Regions from separate parts of the Homo sapiens genome. Here region 2 is linked to region 1. The links are chromatin contacts, found by Hi-C in ENCODE. All regions are on one chromosome and are shown on one strand. The core of a region is the stretch at or near the end of the contact, and the rest is flanking DNA. Distances in the headings are between cores, read along the strand shown.

Evidence for each region. A loop is a pair of places that touch in the nucleus more often than their neighbours do. Pooled maps may share reads with other maps.
Region 2: a loop to region 1 is called in a map of endothelial cell of umbilical vein, with 8 times the contacts of the local background. The contact joins two enhancer-like sites. A Hi-C loop is called at or near these places in 6 of 168 maps with a recorded cell type or tissue (cardiac septum, endothelial cell of umbilical vein, heart left ventricle and 2 more) and 8 of 50 pooled maps.

The regions. Positions count from the first base shown.
Region 1 is chr12:88,895,613-88,902,263 of GRCh38, forward strand. No RefSeq gene overlaps it. Among named protein-coding and RNA genes, the nearest start is that of LINC02458, 120 kb to the right of the region's middle. Within about 2 kb of position 2,404, at least 3 of the 41 ENCODE cell types and tissues checked have a DNase peak (open chromatin) inside an H3K27ac peak, as active enhancers do; they include endothelial cell of umbilical vein, where a contact is called at or near this core.
Region 2 is chr12:88,944,109-88,950,759 of GRCh38, forward strand. No RefSeq gene overlaps it. Among named protein-coding and RNA genes, the nearest start is that of LINC02458, 72 kb to the right of the region's middle. Within about 2 kb of position 2,448, at least 5 of the 41 ENCODE cell types and tissues checked have a DNase peak (open chromatin) inside an H3K27ac peak, as active enhancers do; they include endothelial cell of umbilical vein, where a contact is called at or near this core.

The sequences.
Region 1 (6,651 bases), core at 1,154-3,653:
CTCATAAAATCAATATTTATTTATTTTTAGTTATTGAGAGAACACCTCCAACAAGTGTAGTGTGAAGGTTTTCTAAATTAAATAATCCAAAAACCTTCTGCTTTAAAACAACAACAACAACAAAAACTTAGTAAAGCATATCCTGCCATGACAAGGGTTTCTTTCAGGAAGTTTACATTGTGGTCAAGGATTACGACTGCTCCTTTAGCATCTGGAATAGAACTTTGTGAGCTCCTCTTCCTCTTTTCTACAACATCACCATTAGTGATATTTAAGCACTTCCTATGTACCAGGGACTGAACCAGGAGCTTTGCTGCAAGCTTGTCTAATCCTCAAAACAAAGTTGAACCTGGTCCCAATAATGTACCTATTTTAGATGATGAATCTGAAACTTAAAAAAAGATTAAATATATTGCCCCCAATACATGGTTTTAAATAAATGCATAAACTTGTGCTGCTAGATATACAATTATTAGACTTAGCCCTGGCTGAGACTAGGAGAAACAATGTATGGAAATGCTTCTTCTCCAGATTCAGGGATAAAGTCTCCTCTGCTGCTCTCAGGAACTTGGGCTTTCCTGATCTCACTGGAAATCAGAAAAATGGCTTTGCTTTTGCCCTTTTACAGCAGGCAAACAGTTGAACCTAACACATTATATGGTTACCTTTCTTTAATCTGAGCTTTGACTTTTCTATTTACCTGTGTTACTTATGTTTAAAAATCTAAACGAAGGCTTAGAGAGTGGTAGATCCACTGAGCAAAGGATCAGGTAGATGCAGTTGACTGTCCCAAGGCCCTTAGGTTCCAAGTGGCAAGGGATCATAGGGAGCATTCACTCAGCTGACAAACTGACCACGCAATGTCCCCAAAATGGGTCTCTCACAGCCCTTTTTTTCTCTTACCGCATACGGAGAGGGAGCCATTGCCTACTTACCATGAGGCATATTTTTTACTATAGCCTTGAGGATGATATGTAATAGAGCATTTGACTCATATTTTTGACTATAGTGTTCCAAGATTAATTAATAAAACTGTTTATTGATCCAATATGTTTTATATGGAATTTACCAGCTTGGAAATCAGGAAACCTGGTACATAATCCTGGTACTTATTCTGGTGATGTCTGACTCCAGATAAGTCATTTAAGTGCTCTGTGCCCCAGCTTCTTAACTGTACGTGAGAGAATTTTGTTAGCTTGTTTTAAGGTCTCTCCCAACTCTGAAAATAAATGAAGTTACCAATCTCTATGATTTACTGTATCAAGCTACTCTTTACTGGGCTAAACTTTTATTCATGTAATCTCCTCTAATCTGGAAGAAAATAATTCAAAGTCAAGAGGCAAAAGTAAGAAAGTGCTTTTTTACAGCACAAGGATAAATTTAAGCATGATGTATTCTCACATGCTTCATCTAGTCATTCATGAGAGTTTTCTTTCATTGTTACTCATTTCCCTAATTGACTTTATATTTGACACACGGAGCATCTGATACACGGAGATGAGGTCAAAATAATCATTGATGAATTTCCTTTCAAAAATGTAAAAGTTGCTTCCTATTGTATGAGGAATTCCTATTCCTGAATGAGGTCATTTTTTCCTATTCCTATAGGAATTCCTATTCCTGAATGAGGTCATTTTTTCTAAGTTACCAGATTCCAACACACTGCATTTATTTATCTAAGATTTGTAATTATAGACTGCTCTCTAAACCTATAAATATTTAACATAATATTTCCTTACAGATGTTTTAGAAAAACAAATGTTTCCTTTCTCTAATTCCTCAATTCAGTGAATCAGCTCTGGGATGAGAAATTTCATCAGCACTTGCTACCAAGACCAGGGAAATCTTTGTTCTTAAAAAAGAAAAAAAATTCTGAACCTCAATTTACAATGTTTATTACTTTCCCTTCCCCACCAAAAGTAATTTTCTACTATTACTCATATTATTTTTTATCATATTATTATCCTATTTATCATATTATCTATCATATATTATTATCCTTTATTTTAATTCAATTTACACACAGCCATGCTTAGTCTAAGTTTTATGTTAACTTTTCTAGAGACATCCTGCCTACAGTTTTTTCCTTATTCCAAAAATGGCAATAAGCCAAGCCCCACTTTCTTCTAACTTAATTTTTCCAGACATCTTAATGGCTATGTCAGTTTCCTGTCATTGTTCTCCTATAGGATTTCCTTAGTCCCCTCCTGATGCCTTTGGCGGGTACACATTTATACTGAAATTGACAAAGGTAGGGAAAAGTCATTAACACTGTTCAGAGGAGAAGAGACTTATTCATTATGACATAACTAAGTTGAAAAGCACAGCTAATGGACTATTTTGGTAGCATGACTTGAGATGCAGAAGCCTTTCAGTCCCTGGAAACAGTTGCCTCTAAATGGCACTCCCAAGGTCAGGAAGGAAACATGACATCACTGAGGAGCAGCTGCCTCTGAGGTAGTGAAAAGGAGCTTCAAGAAGCTCCTGTGATTAAAGGTACATTAATCATGACCATCCAGTTGGCTAAAAGATAAGAAAAATACAAGGATTTAAGGGCAAATTTAGAAAAACTCCAAGAAAAAAAGAGTTTGAGTTTTGTTTTCATATTCAGTGAGCTCTTAACCTTGAAAGAATGTTTCTTAATAAGCATTATTGTATTTTCATTCTGTAAAGAAAATAAGTGATATCATTTTCTTCTCACCTGTGAGTTCAAAAGCAGTACAGTTTCTCCCTGCAGAGTCCAGTGTGAACATTTAGACACTTATTTCACATTTATCTGTGTTGATTTGGACAGGAAAGAGGAGATATTGAACATGAACATTTTGAACCACAATATTTTTAAAAAGCATATCATTATTGAAGAACCTCCACATAGTATTTAAGGAATCCAAAGAACCCAATGTTGAAACATGCTTGAAAACTATTACTTTTCCTAATGTTAAGAGCTTTACTCAATGCCAAAGCAGACAAAGTTTTGCTATCAGTCCCATTCCTTATAACAATCTAACTCTTTATTTTTATTTGGAAACTATACTGAGCTGGAATATGTTGTAAAATTAATGAATATTGTCAACAGTAATAATATGTATGTTAAATATTAATATATATGTTTATGAAATATGTTTAACTTTAGACTCATTTAAAATTGCATCTCTTGAGTGGAGTATCTTAGTTTCGTATTGCTCTGTTGCAAATTAACACAGACTTAGTAGCTTAAAACAACACAAGCTTATTCTCTTACATCCCAGAGATCAGAAGTCTAGAATCCAAGTGTCAGCAGGGCTACATTCCTTCTGGAGACTTCAGGGGAGAAGTCATTTTCTTGCCTTCTTCGATCTTTAAAGGCTGTCTTCATTTCTTGGCTCCTGACCCTTTGAGTCTGTCCTTACATATCTTGCTACTTTCTTTGATCTCCTACCCCTCTCTTATGAAGTTTGTAAGTATATCAGACCCACTGAGATGATTCAGGACAGTCTCTCAATCTCAGAATCTTCAATTTAATCCATCTGCAAAGTCCCTTTTGTCATATAAGGTAAGATTTATAAGTATAGGGAATTAGAATGTGAACATCTTTGAAGGACCATTTTCAGCCTACCGCAATATACTTTACAATACTCAACAATATACTTTACAAATCTTAGTCTTAGTGGAAGATGACAGTCAAAAGTCAATTAAAAGATATTTATAAGAAGTCAGACAAAGATTCTACATGTTAACAACATTCTAAAAGTGGAAATACTGGGAATTAATTACATATGTGACAGAAAAACATTGCAGCAATAAAACGTGAGTCCATCAACTTAAGAAGGATAAAATGGCAAAGGAATGTTGAATATAATTAATCTGATCTGGGATTAAATTGGAAATTATGGAACTTGTAATTGCAAGCTTTGAGTGAATAACCATAGATTTTTGTTTGTTAAAGTTTTAAAGAAAAAATGTCCATCAACAGATCAACAAATGAACAAATTATGATATATCTATACAATGGAATATTATTCAGCCATAAAAAGGAATGAAATACAAGCTAAAATACAAATAAACCTTGAAAATATTATGCTAAGTTAAAGACACCAGACGCAAAAGGTCAAATTCTGTATGATTTCTTATATATGAAATATCCAGAATAGGAAAATTCATAGAGACAAAAAACATATTACTGGTTGCCAGAAGATTGACAGAATGGAGAGTATGGAGGGATTACTTACTTTTTCCTCATTTAGAAAAAAGTGCAGCAGCAATTGCTCCTGGCACAGTACTCTCGGGGCAAATGGGAAAAAGGTAATGGATACAGAAATTATTTTAAAAGTTTTGAAACTAGAGCAATGTTATAGTTATACAACATTGTGAATACACTAAATGCTACTAAATTGTACACTTTAAGATGTTTAACTGTATGTTATATGAATTCCATCTCAATAAAAAAAGTTCTAAAGAAATCTCAACATGACAATGTTCTTAACAGTATTGTGTATATAATCAGTTCAATAGTAGGTTCTAGAAAAATCGGGAGAATTACAGAAATTAATCTCAAGAAGTGGTTTTTGAGATTAAAACCCTGGATCAGGTAATGAGTGACCTCTGTTCTGATTTCAACTACCAAAAATTAGCCATAAGACTCTAGGAAAAAATCACATGTCTGGACCCATTTACCCATACGTAAAATAAATTGAATAAATCAGATAATTTCTAACATTAAACTTCAAAATTCTATTATTCTTTTGCACCTTCTGTTCACACTCACCTAATTTCTTTGGAATACAAAAAAAAATAAGAAATGTTCTGTCTCTGAAATTTACATTTCAGTGTAAAAGCCAAATATGTTGTTTTCTATTTATTTGAGTATATAATTTATGAACAAATTTGTTTACGATCACCAGTAAATAAAGAGACAGACAGACTGACACACACAGACCCACACATACACACATACACACACACACACAGAGAGAGAGAGAGAGAGAGAAAGAGAGGAAGTAGGTATACCTACCAATGGTTATATCTAGATGGTGAGATTATAACTTTTTTGTTGCTATCTTTACCTTCTAATTGTTTTTTAAAATAACATGTATTATTTGTATTGCAGAAAAAATACAAATCCTGCTAAATTTGTCTCCATATTTCAATGTTCAAGTATGTCTAAACCTGTAGTTATTAGAAATTCACAATAATCTGAATGCACACTAATATTTTCAGGAACAAAATAAATAATTTAACTTAAAGAAATAGTTCAACAAAAGCCAAAGTTTGCATACATGAAGATATTCATTGCAGCATTATATTTATAGCATTTCCACATTGAAAGTTACCTCAGGATCTCAAAAGAGAGGAGTGGTTTAATACAAAATCTAATATCTTTAAAGATTATGAAGTTTTAAACCTTGAAGAAGTAGTTTGTTTATTCCTATTGTTCAGCTTTCCTCATTCCCTCAAGTCCCTTTGCTCTATCCCGAGCCTTGGTATATTAGATTGGCATGAAAGGGGGCATCCTACTCTGTGTTGTCTACAAAGGGGGCAACATATTAAGCACAATGTTTTAACCATGCCTATGTCATGTGATTCAGAACACCATGTCTACTTCTGCTCTGCTACATGAAATCAAATACAACCTTCGCTAGAAAACAGAATGCCATTAGTGTTCAAAAACATTTTGAACATTTTTACTTGAATCAAGGAACCACTGACAAGATTAAGTTTTAGAGCGGCATGGACCCATTCACCCCACTTGATAGATAAGGATAAGAAATATAGAAAGGAAAAAAAATCACTTTGCCTAAGTTTACTCATTTGGTGTGAAAATTGGGGGCTTAGTCCAGCTCTAGACACAGGCCACAACTCTTTTTACCACACCACCAGAACTCAGTCTTTACCAGATGGCATAAAAATCAAAACAAAACAAAGCAGGGCAATCACTTGAAAAAAGATCAATTCCACCAGTTGCCTGGTTTCAGTAACTGTTAAGAATGTTATTGCTATGTTTGTTAAATGGCCAAATACGGTTCAGCATGAAGACACAATTAAGTTTAGGAATTGGGAAATAAAGTAAGCTTCTTGATTTAATTTCAAAGTTTTCTGCTATAATCATTCTAAATTTTCAGAGAAGAGAGTTATTGAATTCTAAACTCTATTAAGATGTGTGCCAATTCAACTTCCATGTGTCTCAATGGTGTGTGACCATCACTGCATGATATTTATATACATGGGGTTGCCCCTGTCCTTTCTTCATCAGTCTACAGGAAGTTCCTTCAAAAAATAACCTCAAACTCATCTTCTGAGTCAGTGGTCATCCTTAAAACAGAATATCCAGGGGATTTCATATTCCTTGGCCATTCTCAGGGGCCATTATATTCATAAGTAGGTCATCAAAAGCAAACAGGTGGTTAGGAAACATTATAGTGAACGTAAGAGCAGGCAATTAGCAGGGGAGACAACTATCCCCTAAATCAAAGTGTTTGGCTATTAAAGAATTTGCTTGTGTGTCTTTAACTTTATAGGCATGTATTTGAATGTACAGAATCTGACTAAAGGAAGGGTCTCTGGGCATATCTATAGTAGCAATGACACTGATTCTCTGTACATGTGTTTCCACAGTACCCAGTTGGCAAATTGAAGCCAAATTTTCATAATTATTTGGTTCAAAGCCAAAATCTG
Region 2 (6,651 bases), core at 1,198-3,697, 49 kb after region 1:
CCTGGGTGACAGAGCGAGACACTGTTTCAAAAAAATATCCCCCCAAAATAGAGTGGCAAACAGCCCTACTACATGCCGCAGAGAGAGCAATAAGAAGGAGACTGCAAAAAGACCTTGGATATGGCAGTTGCATTACATTATTTGAATTCAAATCAAAGTACCATAGAATAATGTTCCCAATTATTTCCTCAGCCTTAGCAATGGTAAGTCTTTGTTTTCCTATCTGTGAGTATTATGAAGATCTGAGGAAACAATGAGATTCTTTTGCCAAATGACAACAAAATTCATTTTGAGGGCAGATAGACAGCTATATACAAGTAAATATACGATGAACTGTAAACTCGAGGCAACAAGGGAAGTTGGTATGAGTCACAGCATGACTGAGCATTGTTCAGAAAACAGCTCCCACCTCTTTGTTTAAGTTATTTCTAGCAGGTGGCTGAAGCACAGATTCAAGGGTGTGAGAACCTGGAATAATCATACATCTTCTTTTCTTCATAAACTCCGTTCTGACCCAAGAATCTTCACTCATGAAACAAAGTGCTGAGGTAGAAGAAAGAGGCCTGAACTCACAGAGGTATGATATTGAGTTCTGGTTTGGCTACTATCTAACAAAAAGCAAGTCACTTCTGAGGGCCTGTATCTCCTTATGTATAAAACATATGCTTTTCTAAGAGATTGTAAGGTCCTTAGACAAACCACCAAGTTTCATTTCTTTTCATCACCATTCTCTAGCATAGTAGTTTTATGTAAAGTGGAAACTGAATAAGAAGAATTTGAAAATAGTTTAGAATCTTGGTTTTAATATCTAATATTTGAAGTTCTGACATTTACTTTGAAATGCTTTTTGACCTCAGATAATAGCCAGATATATTTATTGAATGCTATAGTATCAGCAAACTATGGCCCAGAAACCAAATCCAGCACTCTTTCTGTTTTTATAAAGTTTTACCAGAAAAAGTCATGCACAATTCATTTACATATTGAGAGCTAGCTGTTTTCAAACTACAACAGCAGTGTTGAGTACTTGCAACAGAGTCATTCCAGCCTGCAAAATCTACTTACTATCTGGTTTATAGAGGAAGTTTGCCAACTCCTGATATAGGCTACTGAAGTCTGAATGCCAAGAAAGCATGTGGGATAAGGTCCAGGTCGGACCTTAAAGTTAGTGCTAAACCATGGGCATTCTTCCACTGGGATAATACAAAATCTGCCTTGCAACAGAATGAGTTTAGTGGTCGGTAAGCATACTTCTCTTTAACGTCCTCCTTTGTCTCTTGGATCTGCATGCTCAAGAAAGCTGTCAAAATGGAGCACTTAAAAGTAAAAATCAATCTTCACTCTTAAGCACTGGTAACTCAATATTGTCCAAAAGTAGGCCAAACCACACACATGGCCAAAGCTATTTTTGCCTGGCTAATTTTTCTTCATGCTCAAGGTCAAGCTATGGCCTCAGCAACTCTAGGAAGCACTTCTAGAAACACACCTGGTATATTTTAATGCCTGACTCTACTTAAGACTATGGAATCCTCAATGGATCATCTTTCTACTCCTGGCACATCTTTCTACTTCTACATGATACCACAGTGCTTATCATGGCATTTGATAGATACTCAATACTTTTGAACCAAATTGAACTAACAGGTAGTGTTCTTTCTGGACAAAGACATCTACCTTGGTCTGAGTTGTTGAAATGATACCAAATGAATTGAAGTCTTTCTGTCCAAAAACAGGAAATAAATACTAACTTCCCCAGATTTTTGTTTTTTTTTTTCACGCTAGTCCTCACCATTTTCCAATTTGATAGTAAAATGAGAGCAATATCATACAAATGTCAAATATTTGTTGAGCACCTACTCTGAACAAAGCAAATAGAAGTAGACATAATTCCCTTTTAGTCTCATGATACAATTATTTTTCCTCAAATATTCCCTAGAGGTCAATTACCATCTTTTATGCTGAGAGGATAGAAGCCTACCATTATTAACGACCTGGCCTGACAAATGTATAGGCTGAATAGTAGTAAGAGGAAGAAGACTGTCGGGGTTCACACCATGCAGTCTTCATCCAAGGAATCAGGATAAAACAGCAGTTGCCTTAATTTGGCTGGGCAAAGTATATACCAATTAATGATGAGATAACTGGTTCAGATAAAAGCTTGTAATTAATGAATCATTAAGGCACACACTTTAGGAACATAGAAGAATCAGGAGCCACACAGCTTGCCCAGAAGCAATCTTCCAGTTTTGTTGCTGTGCTTAAATGCATTGCTAATTTCTGAGAGCCTGCCATTTGTAATAGCACTGAAATGAATCACAGTGAATTTATGAATGTGAATCTGCATTGTTCATTACACAAGCTCTCTCCCGGGGAATGGAACCACCCTGAGAGCAACTTCTAATAAGCAGAAATTAAGTGTTACTGTCCCTTGCCGCTAGGAGGAAAAAAATATGTGTATGTGTGTCAGGGGAGGGGCGGCATAGTAGATAATTTGGTTATACATAAATAGTGTGAAGGGAGAGAGATGGGTATCTATTTTAAGCCTTTGTGGCCTGAAAAACCACATGCCCTGTGCTCAAAGCCAGGAGCCCTCTTACACAATAAATAATTCAGAAACCCCACAAGTGCCTGACTGGGAAGCCTGCTTCCTGAAAGCTGCCTCCTTGGCTAATCTTGGAAAAAGCCATGGATCAGCTGGCAGCTCAGACAAAATTCCTACTTTCCACCTAATGATTATGCCCAAGGCCCTCAGCCAGGATACTTCAGGAGGAAATCAACACAATCGTGTAATTGTTTGTGTTATTTATAGCTTGTTGTTTAAAACAAATGGAAATGACTGGACTCCTTGTGGCTAACTTAAGATCTTGTTCATGAACTCAGCAGGCGCTTTTACTGGGGCAGATTTAAAAAACAAATTCAAAATATTGTACACTATCCAAGGGAAATATGGCAAGCCAGAAACCTCTCCTTTTGTTATTTTTCCCCTTGTCTCTCCAGTATCTTCTTTGACATTCACCTGGAGGAATTTTGAAGGAAAGGCCAATCAGCTTTATTTTTTCAACTAGACCCCAATATTTCTGTGCAAAATCCAAGGAAGCAAAAAGCCCAAATGTCTCCCATTTGATTAATCTCTGATTTTAGCCTGATTTACGTGATGGTAAGAGATTTATGCAAAATACTATTGAGACATAGCCAACACATAATGTACAAACTACAACAATATGTAAACTATAACATGTCATCAAAAGCTACTTTATGACTCTAGAGGAAGGCACCCATGCCCCAAATTGATCAAAGCTATATTTTTGGTTTGGTGGAGTGTTTTGTGTTTGTTTATCAGACTTCAGCCCATTGCACCTCAAAAGCCTTATCTTTTAGGATGTCTTTAGTCAATAAAAAGCAAGAACCTGAAGTCAGTACTAACAAATGCATTTTAGTGTGAAGGGTGATTTCTGCAGACTTCTAAAACTATTCAAGGTTATTGACACACACAGATGAATACCAATGTGCTATTATGTTATTTGCTGTACAATATAAATGAGATCAAGTTTCCCTGGGCCTTGAAAATGCGTGTCCGACCTGAAATGGCTCAATAAATCTGCCAAATAAATAGCGGGTGTTCCTACCCCTTGCTCTGACTCCTCCACATGTCACCTTAAAAAGAACAAGCAGAAAATGTCCCTTTATACTGATATTTACTGATTCTGCCCAATGCTTATTTGCCTCTAGGGGGCATTTCTAAAGACTGCAAGGAAAAGCATTTCAGCTATTATGGCTGTCAAACCAGATGGCTCAGAAATAGGTATTAGATCTATTGATAAAACAGGAAAAAGAAAAAAATCATTTTGGGCAAGTCAGCTTTTCTTACCACAAGAAGAAAAATAGTCAAACTGGCTTTTAAATTAAATTGAATTGTGAGATAGGGGAAAAGTATCTTTTAAAATAATTTCTTTAAAGATTTTTATATAGTTAACTCTCCTGGATAATAGTGTCTGACTTTTGACCTAGAACAAATGCCATAAAAATAAAATAAGTATCATTAGAATGATGCTCAACATCAAAGGTTACAATTACAATGGTCACATTAAGTCATAGAATAGTGTGGAAGATTCAACTTTGATTGATATAAGCACCTTCCATTTTTTAAAGTTAGCATGTGTTTGGAAAAGAAGGAAGGTGTTGCAACACTCAGAAATTGACTATTGTGTGTCAAAAGAGATACTCTTTTGAATGGATTCTTCAAAAGCCTCAAATCAGTATTATAATTTAGTGTTACACCAACTTTATTTTCTTCCAGATTCTGTTTCTCAATCTATTGGTTCTATTGCATCTTTCATCACTTTTAATATGTCACTTTGTTCTTCTTTAATATTCTTTATATTTTCATAAAGGCTTTTAACTCCCAGCATATTGCAAACACCAATTAACTAAGCTACTCAACATCCCTATGTGTGTAGAAGCATTCTATTATTCTTGTTTTAAAGCTGGGAAAAAGAGGTTCAGTGAGGTGAGGTGACTCGCCTAACGAGCTAGTGGGAGAAGCTAGTCTCTCAGTTTATGACACCTAATTATCTGCATTAACAGGACATGATAATCTCCTACCTCTAATCTTTTCATGGCTGTACATTATGTGGAGTAAAGACATCAATACTGATGTCAATTTGAGAAACCAGCCACAATTTTACAATACAAACCCATTTCTGCTTTCAAAACAAAAAACCAAATTTTCATTGAAAAATTCCAGTAGCCCCTTCCAAGTATTAGGTTGGTGCAAAAGTAATTGCAGTTTTTGCCATTAAAGTAGGACCAAAATAGCAATTACATTTGCACCAACCTAATACATCAATCATAATTCTTATTTTTCAGTGGGCAACTTAGCACCTAAAAGTGGCTTAGTCATCTGATCTTTGACAAACCTGACAAAAACAAGCAATGGGGAAAGGATTCCCTATTTAATAAATGGTGCTGGGAAAACTGACTAGCCATATGTAGAAAGCTGAAACTGGATCCCTTCCTTACACCTTATACAAATATTAATTCAAGATGGATTAAAGACTTGAAAATAATACCTAAAACAGTAAAAACCCCAGAAGAAAACCTAGGTAATACCATTCAGGATATAGGCATGGGCAAGGACTTCATGACTAAAACACCAAAAGCAATGGAAACAAAAGCCAAAATCGACAGATGGAATCTAATGAAACTAAAGAGCTTCTGCACAGCAAAATAAACTATCAGCAGAGTGAACAGGCAACCTATGGGAGAAAATTTTTGCAATCTACCCATCTGACAAAAGGCTAATATCCAGAATCTACAAAGAACGTAAACAAATTTACAAGAAAAAAACAAACAACCCCATCAAAAAATGGGCAAAGGATATGAACAGACACTTCTCAAAAGAAGACATTTATGTGGCCAACAGACATATGAAAAATGATCATCACTGGTCATTAGAGAAATGCAAAACAAATCAAAACCACAATGAGATACCATCTCATGCCAGTTAGAATGGTGGTCATTAAAAAGTCAGGAAACAACAGATGCTGGAGAGGATGTGGAGAAATAGGAATGCTTTTACACTGTTGGTGGGAGTGTAAATTAGTTCAACCATTGTGGAAGACAGTGTGACAATTCCTCAAGGACCTAGAACTAGAAATACCATTTGCCCCAGCGATCCCATTACTGGGTATGTACCCAAAGGATTATAAATTATGCTACTATAAAGACACATGCACACATATGTTTATTGTGGCACTATTCACAATAGCAGACTTGGAACCAACCCAAATGTCCATCAATAATACACTAGATAAAGAAAATGTAGCACATATATACCATGGAATACTATGCAGCCATAAAAAAGGATAAGTTCACGTCCTTTGCAGGGACATGCAGGAAGCTGGAAATCATCATTCTCAGCAAACTATCACAAGGACAGAAAACTAAACACTGCAAGTTCTCACTCATAAGTGGACACAGGGAGGGGAACATCACACACCGGGGCCTGTTGGGTGGTGGGGGGCTAGGGGAGGGATAGCATTAGAAGAAATACTTAATGTAAATGATGAGTTGATGGGTGCAGCAAACTAACATGGCACATGTATACCTATGTAACAAACCTGCACGTTTTGTACATGTACCCCAGAACTTAAAGTATAATAAAAATAAATAAATAAATAAATAAATAAATAAATGTGGTTTAGTGAGGACAAAGCTGATTTACTAAAATCTGTTAAAATGTCAAAAAGAGATGAATTTTACAAAGAAAGATAGGATAAAATTAAAATTATCCTTTGCTAATAATAAAAAAAACTACCATACAATTAATTGAACTCTTGAGCTCATACTATGAATCAATGCCTATGTGCATTTTCTCACTTAATGCTGACAATCCTGTGAGGGGAGGACTATTCTTGTTCACACTTGAGAGAGGAGAAAATAAAGCACATAAAGGGCAAAGTGGATTGCCCAAGGTCGCATAGCTGGTAAGGGAGTCCAAGCTCAAATTCAGATATTCTGTCTCCTGAGTCTGTGTTCTTAATTGTTTCACAGTAATTATCCCATTTTCTGGATGAGATGTCACTTGCCTTTTCCTTCATATTAGAAACTTTACATTTGCTCTGAAATCAATACTGTGAATATTGTCTCTGC